Linked DNA regions of Homo sapiens: region 1 is linked to region 2. Evidence: read pairs that join two places in POLR2A ChIA-PET (ENCODE). Cell type or tissue: K562. All regions are shown on one strand. Each heading gives the region's core, and the rest is flanking DNA. Links, peaks and the distances in the headings are about the cores only.

The links. ChIA-PET counts read pairs that join two places held together with the same protein. Peaks named below come from ENCODE experiments on the same cell type or tissue, not always from the same donor. Only the 100,000 strongest peaks of a DNase experiment are listed, where the experiment ranks them.
Region 1: POLR2A ChIA-PET joins it to region 2 with 5 read pairs; 6 of 35 experiments call an interaction of 5 or more read pairs at or near these places.

The regions. Positions count from the first base shown.
Region 1 is chr19:3,724,414-3,734,860 of GRCh38, reverse strand. TJP3 (tight junction protein 3) reads right to left here. Exons shown (of 21, transcript NM_001267560.2): 2 at 6,381-6,437; 3 at 6,148-6,257; 4 at 4,731-4,833; 5 at 4,155-4,506; 6 at 2,823-2,926; 7 at 949-1,108; 8 at 426-534. The coding sequence starts at 6,428. Among named protein-coding and RNA genes, the nearest start is that of TJP3, 21 kb to the right of the region's middle. In K562, for the core only: no CTCF peak of the experiment used is centred there; a DNase peak (open chromatin) is centred at 6,145.
Region 2 is chr19:3,888,609-3,899,055 of GRCh38, reverse strand. All of the region lies in intron 2 of ATCAY (ATCAY kinesin light chain interacting caytaxin), which reads right to left. Among named protein-coding and RNA genes, the nearest start is that of ATCAY, 13 kb to the right of the region's middle. In K562, for the core only: no CTCF peak of the experiment used is centred there; no DNase peak of the experiment used is centred there; H3K27me3 peaks cover 565 bases.

The DNA of each region.
Region 1 (10,447 bases), core at 5,029-7,528, 170 kb after region 2:
TGCCTCAGCCTCCCAAGTAGCTGAGCTTACAGGCACCCGGCACCACGCCGGGCTAATTTTGGTATCTTAGTAGAGACAGGGTTTCACCACGTTGGCCAGGCTGTTCTCGAACTCCTAACCTCAGATGATCCACCCTCCTCGGCCTCCCAAAGTGCTGAGATTACAGGCGTGAGCCACCGCACCTGGCCTAAGGCAGAGTTTGATACTAAGAAGTGGGGTGCTGCTGTAACCAACACCTACAAATGCGGACACGGCTTTGGAACTGGGTAATGGGTAGAGGCTGGAGGTATTTTGAGGCACATGCTAGAAATACAGGACTGCGTCCTCAAGGTTACCCCCAGTTGGAAAGCTACGCCCGCGTTCCCCTCTCCCTCCCACCTCCCTCTCCCTCCCTATCACCATTCTGGCCGATGGGTGATACTTACACGGGAGAGTCGGTCTGGCTGGCCTCGGGGCTCCGCTGAGCATGCCGGGGTGGTGGTGGGATGTGGGATGGTGGTGCCTGCGATAGCTCCGAGGCGAGGTCCGAGATGTCTGCAGGGGGAGAGGACATCTCATCAGCCATGGTCACGCCTTCTGGACTGGACCCATTTTACAGAGGGGTATATCAACACCCCTCTAAACAAAGGGCCCTAGACCAAAGTCAGAAGCTCAGTTAGAAGATTCGGCTCTGGAGCTGGGCACGGTGGCTCACGCCTATAATCCCAGCTACTCAGGAGGCCAAGGCACGAGAATCGCTCGAACCCAGGAGGCAGAGAATCGCTTGAACCCAGTGAGCCGAGATCGCCCCCCTGAACTCTTGACTTGCTGTGTGGCCTTCAGCAAGTTCCTGTCACTCTCTGAGCCTCTAGGGACCAGGCTCATTGATTCCTTGGCCCTGCCTGGGGCTTCCCACCTTCCCTGCCATCCATTCAACCCCCTCCCAGGTCCTAACCTCTAGGTCCTCACCCTCCAATGGCGAGCTGTCGCTGTCACTGACAGCAGGCGGAATGTTCACCAGGAACTGCCCACGATCTCTCAGCACCAGCAGGCTTAGCTTCCCTTCTGACTTCTCAATCAGTCGCCGGGTGTCGTTCAGTGACAGGTTCTGGCTAGACACCCCGTTGATCTGAAAGGGACCAGGAATGAAAGAGCGGAAGTGAGTTAATGAGAGATGGGAGACAGTAGAAACAGCCTGGTGTGGGGGAACTTGAAACAGACAATTCCCCCAGAGGTTGCTAAAAACAGCCACTCCCTAAGGAAAGTGTTGAATTGGATTCCTGCTGTGAGTGGAGACCACACCAAGAACTGAGCACCGAATTCTAGAAACAGAAAATGTTCTAAGAGGGGTGGGAGACACTGGGGAAAATGAGAAACAGGTTGACTCTCCTTTCTTACCAAAAGTGGAAATGTCTCAGGGGATACTAGGAACAGATGTGAGGGTGACATTATAAACAACTCTAACTGGAGAAGAGGGAGTATCAGATACTTAAAAGATACTAGAAACACACAATCTTCTGGGAGATAACTAGAAACAGATATCTAGAGTGGGGCGCGGTGGCTCACGCCTGTAATGCCAGCACTTTGGGAGGCAGAGGCAGACAGATCAGTTGAGGTCAGGAGTTCAAGACCAGCCTGGCCATCATGGTGAAACCCTGTCTCTACTAAAAATACAAAAATTAGCAGGGCGTGGTGGTGGGCGCCTGTGGTCCCAGCTACTCAGGAGACTGAGACAGGAGAATCACTTGAACCCGGGAGGTGGAGGTTGCAGTGAGCCAAGATCCCGCCACTGCACTCCAGCCTGGGTGACAGAGCGACACTCCATATCAAAAAGAAAGAAAAGAAAAGAAAAAAGAGAAGAGAAAAGAAAAGAGAAAAGAAAACAGTCATCTAGAGGTAGATTAGAAACACACAATTCCTAGAAAGAACTTAATGTCGGCCGGGTGTGGTGGCTCATGCCTGTAATCCCAGCACTTTGGGAGGCCGAGGCGGATGGATCACCTGAGGTCGGGAGTTCGAGACCAGCCTGACCAAGATGGAGAAACCCCGTCTCTACTAAAAATACAAAAAATTAGCAAGGTGTGGTGGTGCACGCCTGTAATCCCAGCACGTTGGGAGGCCGAGCGGGGGGGATCACCTGAGGTCAGGAGTTCGAGACCAGCCTGGCCAACATGGAGAAACCCGTCTTTTCTAAAAATACAAACATTAGCTGGGTGTGGTGGCGGGCACCTGTAATCCCAGCTACTCGGGAGGCTAAGGCAGGAGAATCACCTGAACCTGGGAGGCGGAGGTTGCAGTGAGCCGAGATTGCGCCACTGCACTCCAGCCTGGGTGACAGAGCGAGACTCTGTCTGAAAAAAAAAAAAAGAAACAGATAACTTTTTGAAGACACTGGAAATAATCAGCTGAAAGCAATTTGGAAATCAAACACTAGGAGTCACTAGAAACAGACTTTCAGGGGAAGAATCCAGAAAGATACCATCCTTTAGGGCAGGGCAGCTCCCCTAAACCTGGTGACTGGGTCATTAGCATCCAGTCACCTAGGGTAGGTCCAGGAGTCAGCTGCCCACATGAGTCTCTGATGCACATCAAAGCTAGAGGGTATTAGAAACAGACAACCCCATGGGGATACTAGAAACCGACATTTGGCTGTGGATTAGTAGTAGCTGGGGAAAAAGGGGGTTTTATGCCTGGCCATCTGCAACCTTTGAGATACAAGCAACAACACTGAAGGTAAATGCTTTGGGGCCCAGTTCTGCTGTCCTTGCTGTATGACTCCGTGGGACTGCCCGCCCCAACCCTGCCTTGTCTCCCTGCTCTCAGGACAAGAAGCCCGGCCTCACCTGTAGAATGAGATCTCCTTCCTGCAGCCCACGGTGCCGGGCAGCCAGGCCCGAATCTGTAATGTGCTTGATGAAGATCTGACTGCCCAGCTTGACGCCAAACTCTGTAAGGGGGGAGGAGGGAAACTGAGGCAGGACTCTGGAGACGGGTGCCTGGGAGCATTCTCCTGCTGTAAGCAGTCCAGGTGCGGGCCCTCCCATCCTAACACCTTGATGGCATCATAAGGAGAACAGTGATGTCGCCCGTAGGACCCGAGATCTGATTGTGTCAATGACATCTCCACGGGGCGGGGACACCAGGTCACCGTGCCACTCGTGATGTTGCCATGCACAGGCTAAGGGCATTCTATTGCTCATAACATCATCATTGTTTCAATTTTTATTTTTTATTTTTTAATTTTTTTCGAGAAGGAGTCTCACTCCTATCGCCGGGGCTGGAGTGCAGTGGCAAAATCTCAGGTCACTGCAACCTCTACCTCCCGGGTTTAAGCAATTCTCGTGCCTCAGCCTCCCAGGTAGCTGGGATTACAGGTGCACACCACCACGCCTGGCTAATTTTTGTATTTCTAGTAGAGATGGGGTTTCATCATAGTGGTCAGGCTGGTCTAGAACTACTGGCCTCAAGTGATCTGCCTGCCTTGGCCTCCCAAAGTGCTGGGATTACAGGCATCAGCCACCACACTCAGCCAGGCCTCCTCTTATAAGGACCCTGTGGTGACACTGGGCCCCCCAGATCATCCAGGATCACCTCTGAGCTCAGGGTCCTTCACTCCATCCCATCTGCTGAGTCCCTCTTGCTAAGTGAGGTGGCCTAAACAGAGGTCCCGGGGATCAGCGCGGGGACATGTTGATAAAATGGTTCTGGGCCCCAAGTGGCTGACAGGTGATATGGCTCAACCTAGCCCAGAATTAGGGACCACCAGGTTCAGAGAGAAAGAGCTAGAGAGAATATATGAAATACAGACAGGCAGAAAGGGACAGAAAAGCAGAAAGTGGGGATTTGTGGTGGGGGGAGCGAGGAGCAAGAAGATGCCAGGTGTAGTTGTAGCTTCCAGGCTGGGCGCGGTGGCTCACGCCCACAATCCCAGCAAGCACTATGGGAGGCCGAGGTGGGTGAATCACCTGAGGTCAAGAATTCGAAACCATCCTTGCCAACATGGTGAAGCCCCATCTCTACCAAAAGTACAAAAATTAGCCAGGCATGGTGGCGGGCGCCTGGAGTCCCAGCCACCAGGGAGGCTGAGGCAGGAGAATCACTTGAAACCGTCGCCCATCCGACCACGGTGCCCTGTGTCCAGTACTGATCGTGTCCGACCTCCCGCCTCTTCTGACCTTCGCTGTCTCTCCTCTTCACCAGCACTGACTTCACAGGCTTCATCTGCACGTCCTGCCGTGGCAGCCGCTTAAAGCCGGACACCAGGGCCAGCCCGTTGGCCTCAGAGCCACCACCTGGGCTCCTACGCCCATGGCTGCCGGCCCGGCCCCGGCGACCAGGCCTCGGCCGGCGGGAGCGCTCGTCCCAGGAGCGGCCGGAGCCACTGGATGAGTCGCCGTCATAGCCCCGGCCCTGGTCCACCTCCTCCACCCGCTGGGGCCCATCGTCTTCATCCGAGTCCTGGCGCCCTGGGCTGGAGGGGCTGGCTTTGGTGGCGGGCAGGTGGATCCTCCGGGGACGTTTCACTGTCTGTTAGAGGAGGGGACAGGAAGGGTCAGCTACAGGCAAGGGCTGGGGGAGGCTCTGCTCAGCCCCCGGGTGGCCCTGGGGGACACCAGTCTCTCTCTGGGCCTCAATGTCCAAACTGTAAGATGAGAAGATGACTCCTTGCTCTCAGAAGCTTACAACCCCCACAGCGGCACGACCCAGGCTGGGGTCAGAGATGCTGGCCATGCCAGGGGCTGCCTACTCACGATGTTGGCCATCTTGGTGCAGGTCTTGAGTATCTGAATGGCAAACGCGGAGGTGGCATTCTCCATGGAAACCCCGTTCACCATGACGATGTGGTCGCCTGTCCTGAGAGAGGAGGGCGGGTCTTACGGAGGAGGCTTTGCAGGGGAGACCCTCGTAACAAGCCCTCCCTGGGGAGGGGGTGCCCCTGGAACCTCCAGATCTACAAGGCCTGGTTCTAATTCATTGGTGTCCCTAGGTTCACAAAGACATTTATCCTTCTGGGCCTCCGTTTTCTCACCTGTAAAATGGAGCCAATTGTAGAACCTACTATAATCATAGAGTGGAAGCTACATTTTTTTTTTTTTTTTTGAGACAGAGTCTCACTCTGTTGCCCAGGCTGGATTGCAGTAGCATGATCTCAACTCACTGCAACCTCCACCTCCTCGTTTCAAACGATCCTTCTGCCTCAGCCTCCCTAGTAGCTGGGACTACAGGTGCCCGCCACCACACCCGTCTAATTTTTGTATTTGTTAGTAGAGATGGGGTTTCACCATGTTGGCCAGGCTGGTTTTGAACTCCTGACCTCAGGTAATCCGCCCACCTCGGCCTCCCAAAGTGCTGGGATTGCAGGTGTGAGCCACTGCACCCGGCCTTGAAGCTACAGCTACACCTGGCATCTTCTCACTCCTCGCTCCCCACACCACAAATCCCCACTTTCTGCTTTTCTTTCCCTCTCTTCCTGTCTGTATTTCATATTTTCTTTCTAGCTCTTTCTCTCTGAACCTGGTGGTCCCTAATTCTGGGCTGGGCTGAGCCATATCACCTGTCAGCCACTTGGGGCCCAGAACCATTTTAACAACATAATTCCAAGAAGCATCAAACCCTCAAACACTCGATGGTTTCCAGGACTTTATGTTCCAAAAGGGCTCTGGGGCCACTATGACCCCAAGAATTCCTGTGAAGGACCAGGAAGTACCTTAGGGAAGTGAGGCCCAAGTCTCTGACACTGTCCTACTGCCAAGTCCGAGCCCTGTGTTGACAGAGCTGGAAAGTGCCAGGCTCACAAAGGTTTCTCCTCACCTCACTTACTTTCTTTTTGAGACAGAGTCTCACTCTGTCACCCAGGCTGGAGTGCAGTGGCGCAATCTTGGCTCACCGCAACCTCTGCCTCCCGGGTTCAAGCAAGTCTCCTGCCTCAGCCTCCCGAGTAGCTGGGATTACAGGAACACGCTACCACATCCCGCTAATTTTTGTAATTTTAGTAGAGACGGGGTTTCACCATGTTGGCCAGGCTGGTCTCAAACTCCTGAACTCAGGTGATCCGCCCACTTCAGCCTCGCAAAGTGCTGGGATGACGGGTGTGAGTCACTGTGCCTGGCCTGGTTTCTCCTCTCCACGTGCCCTCCCCCGCCAGAACCCAGCTGCCTGGATACTCACTGTAGCCTGCCCTCCGCCGGCCCTCCAGGTACCACGTCAGATACAACCATGGATCCACCGGGCCGGTCTCGGCCTCCAGAGATCGCAATGCCAAAGCCCCGGCGGGGGTCCTGAGAGAGGATGAGGGGAAGGAAGAGCTGCTGTTTCCCCCAGGGTAAAGGGTCTCCCCTCTATTGAGCTGGGCCTAAGCCGCCATACTCTCTGGCACCCAGACAGGGAGAGGGAGGCCTCACCTTGGACAGTGTGGCCGTGTGCTGTTCCCAGATGGTCAGCTCCTCCATGTCAGCCACCTGGTCGAGGGGAGCGGGGAAGATGGGCATGAGGCCACACAGGTTCATCTGAGCACTTGGGGGTCCCCAGCTCAGGGTGGGGAGTCCAGCTCTGACAGGCCTGTGTTTGGAGCCTGTGACAAGTTACTACCTCTCTCAGGGCCTCAGGTTTTTTTGTTTGTTTTTTTGTTTTGTTTCATTTTTTGAGACAGAGTCTGGCTCTGTCGCCCAGGCTGGAGTGCAGTGGCACGATCTCAGCTCACTGCAACCTCCACCTCCCGGGTTCAAGCGATTCTCCTGCCTCAGCCTCCCAGGTAGCTGGGATTACAGGGGTGCACCACCACACCTGGCTAATCTTTATATTTTTAATAGAGATAGGGTTTCACCACATTGGCCAGACTGGCCTTTAACTTCTGGCCTCAAGTGATCCACCCACCTCGGCCTCCCAAAGTGCTGGGATTACAGGGGTGAGTCACTGTGCCCAGCCTTGTTTTGTTTTTTTTGAGGCGGAGTCTCATTCTGTTGCCCAGGCTGGAGTGCAGTGGCACAATCTCTGCTCACTGCAGTCTCTGCCTCCCAAGTTCAAGTGATTCTCCTGCCTCAGCCTCCTGAGTAGCTGGCTGCCTACTGGCCTCCTGAGTAGCTGGGCTCCTGAGTAGCTGGGCACCTACAGGTGCCCACCACCACGCCAGGCTAATTTTTCTATTTTTAGTAGAGACGGGATTTCACCATGTTGGCCAGGCTGGTCTCAAACTCCTGACCTCAACTGATCCACCCACAGAGGGCAGAGATTTTTGTCTTTGTCCAAAACTGAGCCCTCAGTTCCCTGCCTAGAACAGCGCCTGAGTTGCAGCAGGGATTCAAGAAGGATTTGCTGAATGAATTAATGAGTGAATGAATGAAACACTTCCTTTGTGCCAGGTGCTTTACATGTACTATCTCTTTTTTTTTTTTTTTTTTTGAGACAGAGTTTCGCTCTTGTTGCCCAGGCTGGAGTGCAATGGCGTGATCTTGGCTCACTGCAACCTCCGCCTTCCAGGTTCAAGTGATTCTCCTGCCTCAGCATCCCAAGTATCTGGGACTACAGGCATGTGCCACCATGCCCAGCTAATTTTTTTGAATTTTTAGTAGAGACGGGGTTTCACTATGTTGGCCAGGCTGGTCTCGAACTCCTGATCTTGTGATCCACCCCCTTGGCCTTCCAAAGTGCTGGGATTACAGGCATGAGCCACCGCGCCCAGCCTTACATGTACTATCTCATTTAATACATTCATCAAAGGTGCATTCAATTATCCCCATGTTACAGATGAGGAAACTGAGGCACAGAGCCATGAAGTCCCCCCTCCCACACTTTTTTTTTTTTAGACAGGGTCTCTGTCACTCAGGCTGGAGTGCAGTGGTGTGATCACGGTTCAATGCAGCCTCGAACTCCCAGGCTCAAGTGATCCTCCCACCTCTGCCTCCCAAGTAACTGGGACCACAGGCACACATCACGATGCCCGGCTAATTTTTTTTATTGTTTGTAGAGATGGAGTCTCTCTGTGTTGCCAAGGCTGGTCTCAAACTCCTAGGCTCAAGTGATTCTCCAGCCTTGGCCTCCCAAAGTGCTGGGATTACAAGTGTGAGCCATTATGGCTCACTGCAGCCTCGAACTCCTGGCTTCAAGCAATCCTCCTGCCCCAGCCTCCTGAGTAACTGGGACTATAGGTGCATACCATCATGCCCAGCTAATTTTTTAACTTCTATTTTTATAGAGACAGGAGGGTCTTGCTGTGTTGCCCAGACTCTTCTTGAACTCCTGGGCTCAAATGATCCTCCCACCTGGGCTTTCCCACTTAGAAAAAAAAAAAACAAAAAAAACTCTGTTGCTGAGGCTGGAGTGCAATGGTGCCAACTTGGCTCACTGCAACCTCTGCCTCCTAGTTTCAAGCGATTCTCCTGCCTCAGCCTCCCAAGTAGCTGGGATCACAGGTGTCTACCACCATGCCCAGCTAATTTTTGTATTTTTAATAGAGACGGGGGTCTCACCATGTTGGCCAGGCTGATCTTGAACTCCTGACTTCAAGTGATCCGCCCGCCTTGGCCTCCCAAAGTGCTGGGATTACAGGCGTGAGCCTCCACACCAGGCAGATTCTGTTATTTTCATGTCCATGGCATGAATGAGAACACCAGACTCAGGTGCAAGGTCACCTGGCCACGCCTCCACCCTCCCTTCCCTCCTGCCAGCACGCACCATGCCCTGCTCCCCAGGCAGGGGACAGGTGGAGGGAGTGGGGAGGGAGTTTGTAGAAGTGACTCCTCCTCCTCCCCGGGGCGGGTTTTCTAGGCTTGGCACAGCGGGTGTGTGATTCCCTCTGCCCAGGCACCCCCCATTGGTGCGCTCCAGTGCCTTTTCTTATAAGCTCCAGCGTCTCTAGCGAGGCCAGCATTCCTGATCTCCAGGAGTGGGAAGGCGGGTGGAGGGGAGAGAAACAGAGCAGAGGGCAGGGCTCTGCAGTTCTGAAGGAGCCAGGGCAGCGCTCAGGACTGGACTCAAATCCCAAGTCTGCCCACCCGTGCTAGCTATGGCGGGGCCTCTCCCAGCCTCAGTCTCCCCATCTGTGAAATGGCACTGCTGCCCTGTCTTGCAGGGATGTGGTTTGGGAAAAGGGTACAGATTCAATGCCTGAAAAGCAAAAAGCAGAAGGAGCCTTGGGGAGGTGGTGGCCAAATAATGACTTTCTCCTTGTGTAGTTTTTTTTTTTTTTTTTGAGATGGGGTTTTTTGCTCTTGTTGCCCAGGCTGGAGTGCAATGGCGTAGTCTCGGCTCACTGCAACCTCCACCTCCTGGGTTCAAGTTATTCTCCTGACTCAGCCTCCCGAGTAGCTGGGATTATAGGCACCCACAACCACAGCCAGCTACTTTTTGTATTTTTAGTAGAGACGGGGTTTCACCATGTTGGTCAGGCTGTCTTGAACCTGGCTGCAAGCAGGCGCTTGATGTGGACCCATTCATTTCATCCTCAGAGTGACCTTAGGAAGTGGCACAGTTATTATTCCTACTTTAGAGGTGAGATTAAAAGGGGCCTAGAGAGGTTCAGTAACTTGCCTGAGGTCACGCAGCACAGTGGTGAACTTGGCAGCCTGCCCTGTTCTCTGGCTCTTTTTTGGTTGGTTGGTTGGTTGATTGGTTGTTTGGTTTTTGAGACGGGGTTTCACTCTGTTGCCCAGGCTGGAGTGCAGTGGCTCAATCACAGCTCACTGCAGCCTTGAACTCCCAGGCCCAAGGGATCCTCCTGCTTCAGCCTCCCAGGTAGCTGGGACCACAGGCATGCACCACCACACACAGCATATTTTTTTGTTTTTTTGTAGAGATGGGGTTTTGCTATGTTGACCAAGCTGGTCTCAAATTCCTGGGCCCAAGCGATCCTCCCACCTCAGCCTCCTAAAGTGTTGGAATTACAGGCGTGAGCCACCGCACCCAGCCTCACTCTTGCTCTTAACCACCAGGCTACAGTGGCTTTCTGATTATTTACTCTTTTTCTTCTGAGCTTATTTTTCAAAACTGCATCTTTTTTTTTTTTAACCTGCTTTGATGTTATACTTTGTGTCATTAAATGGCCCCAGGGCCGGGCACGGTGGATTCTGCCTATAATCTCAGCACTTTGGGAGACCGAGGCAAGAGGATTGCTTGAGCCCAGGAGTTCAAGACCAACCTGAGCAACATAGTGAGACCCTCATCTCTACAAAAAAATACAAAAATTAGCCGGGCATGGTGGCATGCACCTGTGGTCCCAGCTCCTCGAGAGGCTGAGGCAGAAGGATCACCTGAGCCCAGGAGGTCGAGGCTGCAGTGAATTGTGATCGTGCCTCTGCACTCCAGCCTGGGCGACAGAGCAAGACCCTGTCTCAAAAAAAATTTTTAAATGGCCCCAAGGAATTTGTATTTCCTGACTTTAAGAGACAGCCCTGCCCGGGCACAGTGGCTCATGCCTGTAATCCCAGCACTTTGGGAGGCTGAGGCAGGCAGACCACAAGGTCAGGAGATCGAG
Region 2 (10,447 bases), core at 2,975-5,474:
TCACACGAAAACTCATACTTGAATGAACATAATTCATAAAAACCAAAAAGTGGAAACAATTCAAGAGTCCATTGACGGCCAGGCGCGGTGGCTCACGCCTGTCATCCTGGCACTTTGGGAGGCCGAGGAGGGCACATCATGAGGCCAAGAGATTGAGACCATCCTGGCCAACACGATGAAACCCTGTCTGTACTAAAAATACAAAAATTAGCTGGACATGGTGGCGCATGCCTATAATCCTAGCTACTTGGGAGGCTGAGGCAAGAGGATCACTTGAACCTGGGAGGTGGAAGTTGCAGTGAGCTGAAGTCACGCCACTACACTCCAGCCTGGGGACAGAGTGAGACTCTGTCTCAAAAACAAACAAACAAACAAACAACACCAGTCCATTAACAGCTGACTGGATCAACAAATGTGGTATATCCATTCAATGGAATACTATTTAGCCCTGAAAAGGAACAGGGCTCTGACACAGACCACAGCATGGATGCACCTTGAGGACATCATGCTCAGTGAGAGATGCCAGACACAAAAGGCCACACAGTGTGTGATTCCAATTACATGAAATGTTGGCTGAGTGTGGTGGCTTATGCCTGTAATCCCAGCACTTTGAAAGGCTGATGCGGGCGGGTTCATTGAGCCCAGGAGTTCAAGACCAGTCGGGGCAACATGGCGAAAGCCCGTCTCTACTAAAAATACAAAACAATTAGCTGGGTGTGGTGGTACACGTCTAGTTCCAAGTACTCAGGAGGCTGAGGCAGGAGGATTGCTCTAACTTGGGAGGTCGAGGCTGCAGTGAGCTATGATTGCACCACTGCACTCCAGCCTAGGTGAAAGAGTGACACCCTGCTCAAAACAGAAAAGAAAAGAAAAAAAAAAGAGATGTTTAGAACACGTAAATTCTCACAGGAAGTAGATGTGTGGTCACTGGGGTTGGGGGAGAGGGATGAAAATGGGGCTGACTTAGTAGATAGGATTTCCTCTCACGGTGATGAAAATGTCTTCAAATTAGATAGATGTGGGGTTGCAGAACATTATGAATGGACTCTGCCACTGAATCATGAACTTTAAAATGATGAATTCATGTTATGAGAATTCCACCTCAATTTTTTATATTTTTTAAATTTTATTTTACTTATTTAATTTTTGAGACGGAGTTTCACTCTTTTGCCCAGGCTGGAGTGCAGTGGCACAATCTTGGCTCACTGCAACCTCCATCTCCCGGGTTTAGGCGATTCTTGTGCCTCAGCCTCCAGAGTAGCTGTGATTATAGGCGCCCACCACCATGCTCAGCTGATTTTTGTGTTTTTAGTAGAGATGGGGTTTCACCACGTTGGCCAGGCTGGTCTCGAACTCCTGAGCTCAGGAGATCCACCTGCCTCGGCCTCCCAAAGTGCTGAGATTACATGCGTGAGCCACTGTACTTGGCCTCACCTCAATTTTTTAAAAAGCAAGCTTTGGCTGGGCATGAGGTGGCACACGCTTGTAATCCCAGCACTTTGGGAGGCTGAGGTGGGAGGATCCCTTGAGCCCAGGAGTTTGAGATCAGCCTGGGCAACACAGCGAGACTCCATCTCTATAAAAAATAAAAAGCCAGGCATGGTGGCGTGTCCCTGTAGTCCCAGCTATTTGGGAAGCCAAGGTGGGAGGATCAGCTGAGCCCAGGAGGTCAAGGCTGCAGTGAGCCATGATCGAGCCACTGCACTCCAGCCTGGATGACAGAGCGAGGCGATATAGATAGATATAGATATAGATATAGATATAGATTTTGCTATATATATATATATATATAGCAAACTTCAAAGAAAGGACTGAAGAATGAACTGACCTGCTCATTCAGAAGGTTAACCCAAACCAGCGCTGCAAAATTGCAGGCTGATGGCTGATGCACCAAGCCTAGTTATGTCCCACCCATGCAGCATTTAAAAACATTTTCCATTTGCTGTCGAAGAAGAGATGCAAAAAGTCTAGATTTCTGGCTGGGCGTGGTGGCTCATGCCTCAGTAATCCCAGCGCTTTGGGAGGCTGAGGCGGGTGGATCATCTGAGGTCAGGAGTTCGAGACCAGCCTGGTCAGCATGGCAAAACCCTGTCTCTAATAAAAACACAAAAATTAGCCGGGCATGGTGGCGGGCGCCTGTAATCCCAGCTATTGGTGAGGCTGAGGCAGGAGAATCGCTTGAACCTGGGAGGTGGAGGTTGCAGTGAGCCGAGATCGTGACACTGCACTCCAGCCTGGGCAACAGAGCGAGACTCCGTCTCAAAACAAACAAACAAACAACCACTTGCCCAGCCAGGGTCCCTGTCCAGCCACCATCTCCTCCCGCCAGAGGAAAGCCCCATTGCTTTGCAGCCGGCACTGCCTTCGATTCTCAAGATGTGATTTAGCCTCATAACCTTGGACGGTCCACACAGACTCTACGTAGGCTGTGAACTGAGTGGACCATTGCTGGGCTGCAGCTGAAATATGAAGCTGTAGAAAGCATCTCAGGCCGGGCGCAGGGGCTCATGCCTGTAATCCCGGCACTTTGGGAGGCCGAGGCAGGTGGATCATCTGAGGCCAAGAGTTCAAGACCAGCCTGGCCAACATGGTGAAACCCCGTCTCTACTAAAAACACAAAATTAGCTGGGTGTGGTGGCACGTGCCTGTAATCTCAGCTACTCGGGAGGCTGAGGCAAGAGAATCGCTTGAACCCGGGAGGTGGAGGTTGCAGTGAGCTGAGACCGTGCCACTGCACTCCAGCCTGAGTGACAGAGTGAGACTCTGTCTCGAGAAAAAAAAAAAAAAAGGGATGTGATTCAACCTCACAACATTGGATGGTCCACACAGATTCTACATTGGCTGTGAACTAGGTGGACCACTGCTGGGCTGCAGCTGAAATGTGAAGCTGTAGAAAGCATCTCAGACTGGGCGCAGGGGCTCATGCCGGTAATCACAGCACTTTGGGAGGCTGAGGAGGGAGGATCACTTAAGCCCAAGAGTTGAAGACAAGCCTGGCCCACACAGCAAGACCCCATCACTACTAAAAATTTAAAAATTAGCCCAGCATGATGGCTCATGCCTGTGATCCCAGCTACTCAGCAGGCTGAGGTGGGAGGATCTCTTGAGACTAGGAGTTCGAGACTAGCCTGGGCAACATAGTGAGACCCCATCTCTACAAAAAATACAACATATTAGCCAGGCATGGTGGCATGCACTTGTAATCCCAGCTACTAAGGAGGCTGAGGCAGGAGGATCGTTTGAGTCCGGGAGTTTGAGGCTGCAGTGAGCTGTGATTGGCACCACTGCACTCCCGCCTGAGCAACAGAGCAAGAGTCTATCAAAAAAAAAAAAAAAAAAGAAAAGAAAAGAAAGAAAAAAAGAAAGCATCTCAGCTGCACATACTGGGAAAGTGAGGAAAGCAGGAGAAAGGGTGGGAATGCCTAAGAGAGTCTCAGAGAGTCTGAGCACAACTCCCAGCCCTGCCACTCCATCCAGCGCTACGAGTCTGGGTGGTGCCTTCTCCTCCCTGAGCCTCTGTTTTCCTCATGACTAAAATGGGGGCCAGGCGCGGTGGCTCACACCTGTAATCCCAGCACTTTGGGAGGCCGAGGCGGGCAGATCACCTGAGGTCAGGAGTTCGAGACCAGCCTGGCCAACGTGGTGAAACCCCATCTCTACTAAAAATACAAAAATTAGCTGGGTGTGGTGGTGCATGCCTGTAACCCCAGCTACTCAGGAGGCTGAGGCAAGAGAATGGCTTGAACCCAGGAAGCGGAGGTTGCAGTGAGCTGAGATCGTGCCATTGCACTCCAGCCTGGCGACAGAGTGAGACTCCGTCTCAAAAACAAAAACAAAAACTGCAGCATTAGCTCTTACCTGACAGTTTCCAGCCTGCCCTGTGGATTTTGGACTTGGTGGTTCCCAGGATTGTGCAAAGCAATTCCTGGCTTGAGACCATGTATATAAAGGAAGACAATAAGCAAATAAGTGAACAAGGCAGATAGTGATGCTTACGGCAAAGAAAATGAATGAAATAAAGGAGAGGAGAGAGAGAGAAAAAAATCTGTGGGGTGGTCAGGGAAGGCCTCATTGAGGAGGCAGCTTTTTTTTTTTTTTTTTTTTTTTGAGACAGGGTCTTGCTCTGTTGCCCAGCCTAGAGCACAGTAGTGAAATCATAGCTCACTGCAGCCTCAAATTCCTGGGCTCAAGGGATCCTCCTGTCTCAGTCTTCTGAGTAGCTGGGACCCTAGGTGTGCACCACCACACCCGGCTAATTATAAAATTTTTTGTAGAGACAGGGTCTTACTGTGGTGCCTAGGCTGGTCTTGAACTTCACATTTCAAGCAATTCTCCTGCCTCAGCTTCCTAAAGTGATGGGATTACAGGAGTGAGCTGCCACACCTGGTTAATTTTTCAGGTTTTTACAGTTTTTTTTTTTTTTTTTTTTTGCAGACACAGGGTCTCGCCATGTTGCCCAGGCTGGTCTCAAATTCTTGGGCTCAAGCAATCCTCCTACCTCAGCCTCTCAAGTAGCTGGGACTACCAGCACACACTACTATGTCCAGCTAATTTTTTTTTTTTTTTTTTTTTGAGACGGAGTCTCACTCTGTCACCCAGGCTGGAGTGCAGTGGCGCGATCTCAGGTCACTGCAAGCTCCGCCTCCCGGGTTCACGCCATTCTCCTGCCTCAGCCTCCCGAGTAGCTGGGACTACAGGCGCCTGCCACCACGCCCAGCTAATTTTTTGTATTTTTAGTAGAGACGGGGTTTCACCGTGTTAGCCAGGATGGTCTCGATCTCCTGACCTCGTGACCTGCCCGCCTCGGCCTCCCAAAGTGCTGGGATTACAGACGTGAGCCACCGCGCCCGGCCACCCAGCTAATTTTTATATTTTTCTGCAGATGGGGTCTTGCAGGCTGGTCTTGAACTCCTGGGCTCAAGTGATCCTCCCGCCTTGGCCTCCCAGAGTGCTGGGATTACAGGAGTGAGCCACTGTGCCTGGCTGGAAGCGACTTTTAAGTGTAGACTTTTAAGCATGATGTTGGCGTCCTGCAGAGACCAGGCAAGAGCACTCCAGATGGAAGGCACTGCAGAGGCCCAGGCTCCGGGACTGGAATAAGCTTGCCAAGTTCAAGGGCAGATCAGAAAGCAGACTCAGGGTGCCTGGCGCAGAGAGAGCAGTGGGGGAGGAGGGAGTGGTTGGAGGATGGAGGGTAGGGAGGGAGGGCCAGGGAGAGGCAGTGCCTCGGGGATGGGATGAGGTCCTGAGGCTGAGCTGCCAGTTGCAGTGGATGTTCAGGAAAGGTTTAAGATCATGCAGAACTGGAGAAGCCGACCTGGCAGGGCTCCAGGCTCCCTGAAGGAAGACCCACTGCTCTGGAACATGGGTGGAGCAAGCTCTCCCCGCCTGTTCATGGAGCTGCAGTTTCCAAGGTCAGGTGAGATCCTGTTACTTCCGCAAGCTCCAGGAGAACCGCAGACTCTCCAGACTTGGAGATCCCCTCCGTGGCCCTGGGGTATAATATATCCACTTAGCCCTCTGCAGAGCCGGCTCTCAAAGTCCATGATGGGCAATCCAGGTAAAAAGTGGAAATCCTAGCCGGGCATGGTGGCTCACACCTGTAATCCCAGCACTTTGCGAGGCCGAGGCAGGTGGATCATAAGGTCAAGCGATCAAGACCAGCCTGGCCAACATGGTGAAACCCCGTCTCTACTAAAAATACTAAAATTAGCCTGGCATGGTGGCACATGCCTGTGGTCCCAGCTACAGCTACTTGGGAGGCTGAGGCAGGAGAGTCGCTTGAACCCAGGAGGCGGAGGTTGCAGTGAGCTGAGATCATGCTACTGCACTCCAGCCTGGGCGACAGAGCAAGTCTCCGTCTCAAAAAAAAAAAAAAAAAAAAGTGGGGGTCCCCCCCACATGCAAGATGCACAGCGTGGCTTCGTCCTGCTGAGGTGGGTTGGATCGTGTTCCCCTAAAAGAGATAAGTTTAAGTCCCAGTGCCTGGTGAGACACATACCCCAGTAAACACACAACCCAGTATACTCAACCTGATGCAATGAGTGGTCCCAGATTGGGTCTTGGACCCAGGGTTTGGGGCAGGGGCATTAGCTAAATAGGGACATGGGACATTATCGGTACAATTGAGGGTAAATTTTTTTTTTTGGAGACAGAGTCTTGCTGTGTTGCTCAGGCTAGAGTGTGGCGGCACAATCTGGGCTCATTGCAACTTCTGCCTCCTGGGTTTAAGCAATTCTCCTGCTTCAGCCTCCCCAGTAGCTGGGATTACAGGTGCCCGCCACCACACCCAGTTGATTTTTGTATTTTTAGTAGAGACGGGGTTTCACCATGTTGGCCTAGGCTGGTCTTGAACTCCCGACCTCAGGTGATCCACCTGCCTTGGCCTCCCAAAGTGCTGGGATTACAGATGTGAGTCACCGCACCCAGCCCTGAGGGCTGACTTTGATATAAAAGGAGCAAAATGTTAACAATTGTATAATCCTACTAAAGGTATGCAGATATTCTTTATATCATTCTTGTAATTTTTTTCCAAGTTTGGAAGTATATCAAATAGGCCAGGCGCAGTGGCTCATGCCTGTAATCCCAGCATTTTGGGAGGCTGAGGTGGGAGGATCATTTGAACCCAGGAGTTTGAGACCAACCTGGGCAACACAGTGAGACCCTGTCTCTACAGAAAATAAAACATAGCTGGGTGTGGTGGCATATGCCTGTGGTCCCAGGTATTCAGGGGGCTGCAGTGGGAGGATCGCCTCAGCCTGGGATGTGGAGGCTGTAGTGAGCTATGATCGCACCACTGCACTCCAGCCTGGGTGACAGAGCAAGACCCCGTCTGGAAAAAAAAAAAAAATTAAAAAGTTACAAGCAGCTGGGCATGGTGGCTCACGCCTGTAATCCCAGCACTTTGGGAAGCTGAGGCGGGTGGATCACTTGAGGTCAGTAGTTCGAGACCAGCCTGACCAATATGGTGAAACCCCATCTCTGCTAAAAATACAAAAATTAGCTGGGCGTGGTGGTGGGCGCCTGTAAACTCAGCTATTTGGGAGGCTGAGGCAGGAGAATTGCTGGAACCTGGGAAGTGGAGGTTGCAGCGAGCCGAGGTCACGTCATTGCATTCCAGCCTGGGCGTTGCAGCGAGACTCTGTTTCAAATAAATAAATAAATAAAACCCCCCAGAAAACCCAAAACAAACAAAGAAAAAGTTACAAGCAAGCAAACAAAACTGGCAGCCACTCAGCTGTGAGGGGAAGAGAGTAGAGGGAGCTATGGGGCAGCTCACCCTGCATCTGACCCTCCTTGGCTAGGATGCCCTGGGTAAGCTCCTCCCCCAAGTCCTCAGTTTCCCCACGCAGCCTTCCCCAGTCCCTCAACCTGCTTCCACTGAGCCCAGAGCCTTTGCACATGCTGCCCTCTCTGCTTGGAATGTGGGGCCCCTACACCCCACTTCCTTCCCCGGCTCATCCCTCCTCACCCTTCACAGCCAAGAATCACAGCTCCCCTTCCCTCCCTGGCCTGGTCAGAAGTGCCATGAACCCAGCTGCCACCTTGTATTGGGTTGTGAGGCTATAAGGGACTGGTATACAGTTGGCGCATAGCATCAGAATGAATGAATGGAGAAATTGAGGCAGCAATCTCCGGGCTGCCTTCAGCTCTAGCTCCGTAGTAGGCTGCAGAAGGGTGAGAGTGAAGGAAAATGCTAGAAGGAGGCCGGGCGCGTGGCTCACACCTGTAATCCCAGCACTTTGGGAGGCCGAGGCAGGCGAATCACTTGAGGTTAGGAGTTCGAGACCAGCCTGGCCAACATGGTGAAACCCTGTCTCTAACGAAAATACAAAAATGAGCCAGGCATGGTGGTGCGTACCTGTAATCCCAGCTACTTGGGAGGCTGAGGCAAGAGAATTGCTCGAAACCAGGAAGTGGAGGTTGCAGTGAGCTGAGGTTGCACCACTGCACTCCAGCCTGGGTGATACACTGAGACTCTGTCTCCAAAAAAAAAAAAAAAAGTGCTAGAAGGGCAGAGGCCATGCAGGGCTCTGTCTGACACCCTTAAGGGCAGTACAAAGACCACTTCTGCAGTCCCCAGGGGAGGGGATGGCTGGGCTGGAAGAAACAGAATTGTGAGCTGTTTTGCGGCAGACAGAGGTGGTTATGTGTGGCCGCAGCTGGACCTGCACCGAGGAGCCGACTCAGTTCTTCCAGAGACGAGGAAGACAGAAGCCTCGTGGAGGAAGTGTCCTGTTGGCAAAGGCGTAGCTCGTGGGGGCCAGGCTGGCACAGCGAGGCCACTGTCCTGCAAACACAAAGCTGCTGCAGCGGGTGGGCGAGAAGCCTTGCAGCTGTAAGAAATCCACCAGAAACACACCCTCCTCCCGCTCCCGCTGGCCTCGCGCCTTCCAGAAAGGGCCTCCAGCTTGCATTTGCAGGTGCGCTCGGCCTTGGTTTTTGTCTCAAGAAGGCTTGGGTGAGATGAGAGCTTTTAAAATTATCGGTGGAGGCCGGGTGTGGTGGCTTGCGCCTGTAATCCCAGCACTTTGGGAGACCGAGGTAGGCGGATCACTTGAGGTTGGGAGTTCGAGACCAGCCTGGCCAACATGGTGAAACCCCGTCTCTACCAAAAATACAAAAATTAGCTGGGTGTGGTGGTGTGTGCCTGTAATCCCAGCTACTCGGGAGGCTGAGGTGGGAGAATTGCTTGAACCCGGGAGGTGGAGGTTGCAGTGAGCCGAACTCGCGCCACTGCACTCCAGCTTAGGTGACAGAGTGAGACTTTGTCTGCAAAAAAAAAAAAAAAAAAAAAAAAAAAAAAAATTATAGGTGGAGCTGGGCCCAATGGCTCACACCTGTAATCCTAGCACTTTGGGAGGTGGGCAGATCACCTGAGGTTGAGAGTTCGAGACCAGCCTGGCCAACACGGTGAAACCTCGTCTCTACTAAAAATACAAAGATGAGCTGGGCGTGGTGGCAGATGCCTGTAATCCAGCTACTTGGGAGGCTGAAGCAGGAGAATCACTTGAACCCAGGAGGTGGAGGTTGCAGTGAGCTGAGATGGCGCCACTGCACCCCAGCCTGGGTGACAGAGCGAGACTCTGTCTCAAAAAAAAAAAAAGAAAAGAAAAGTAAAGAAATAAAAAAAAATCAGTAGGGGGAAAGGGAGCTAAGCTAATAATAGTAATAACGCTGGAGATGATTATTTATTTGTGCTGCCTTCGCCATTTGCACAGCCCATCTCGGCTGTTTTATCAAAATTTCATGACCACCTGGTGCGCGAGAGATTATTGTCCTATTTTACAGATCAGAAAACAGAGGCACTGAGATGCCCAAAGAGGTAGCCCAGGTGGCAGAGCAAACCTGCTGGGGAATTGGGATTTGAACCATGGGCGTCCGATTCCAAAGCTTATGCGCCTTTGTTTATGCTGTGCTGCTTGAAATGACATTATTTTAAAATTATTATTATTTTTCTTAGATATGCAGTCTTGCTCTGTTGTCCAGGCTGGAGTGCGGTGGTGTGATCATAGCTCACTGCTGCGATGTCCCAAGTCCAAACAATCCTCCTGCCTCAGCCTCCTGAGTAGCTGAAACTACAGGTGCACACCAGCATACCTGACTAATTTTTTTTTATTTTTTATTTTTATTTATTTATTTTGAGACGGAGTCTCACTCTGTCGCCCAGGCTGGAGTTCAGTGGTGCGATCTTGGCTCACTGCAACCTCCGCCTCCCGCGTTCAAGCGATTCTCCTTCCTCAGCTTCCCGAGTAGCTGGTATTACAGGCATGGGCCACCACGCCCGGCTAATTTTGTATTTTTAGTAGAGACGGGGTTTCTCCATGTTGGTCAGGCTGGTCTCAAACTCCTGACCTCAGGTGATCTGCCAGCCTTGGCTTCCCAAAGTGCTAGGATTATAGGTGTGAGCCACTAGGCCCAGCCAGTTTTTGTTTGTTTTTTGTTTTTTTAAGAGACGAGGTCTTGCTATGTTGCCCAGGCTAATCTCAAACTCCTGGGCTCAAGCGATCCTCCCGCCTTGGCCTCCCAAAGAGCTGGGATTACAGACATCAGCCTCCGCTCCCAGCCGTGATTCTCTGATTCTCGGCTATTCTGAGAACAGGGACCTCCTGCTGCAAAGAAACACAGACAGGTGCATGGGCCTTAGAGGCCTGGCAATGACTGGATTCAGGAGAGGGCTGAAGTTCTTGAATATCAAGATGCCGTCTTCAACAGTCCTCCTTCTGCCTGGACATGAATGGGAAGGAAGCTCTCGGCCTCCCACACCAGCCTGACTCATTTTGAAGGAGACCGATTACTTCAAGGCATTCTTCTGTATCTCCTTCAAACCCCATTCTCTTTTAAGTTCGTTCTTTTGGCCTCGTTCTGCCCTCCGGAACCCTCTCAGATTGAAATTTTCCTGGAACTGGAGATTCTGTTTTTTTGAGACACTCTCACTCACTCTACT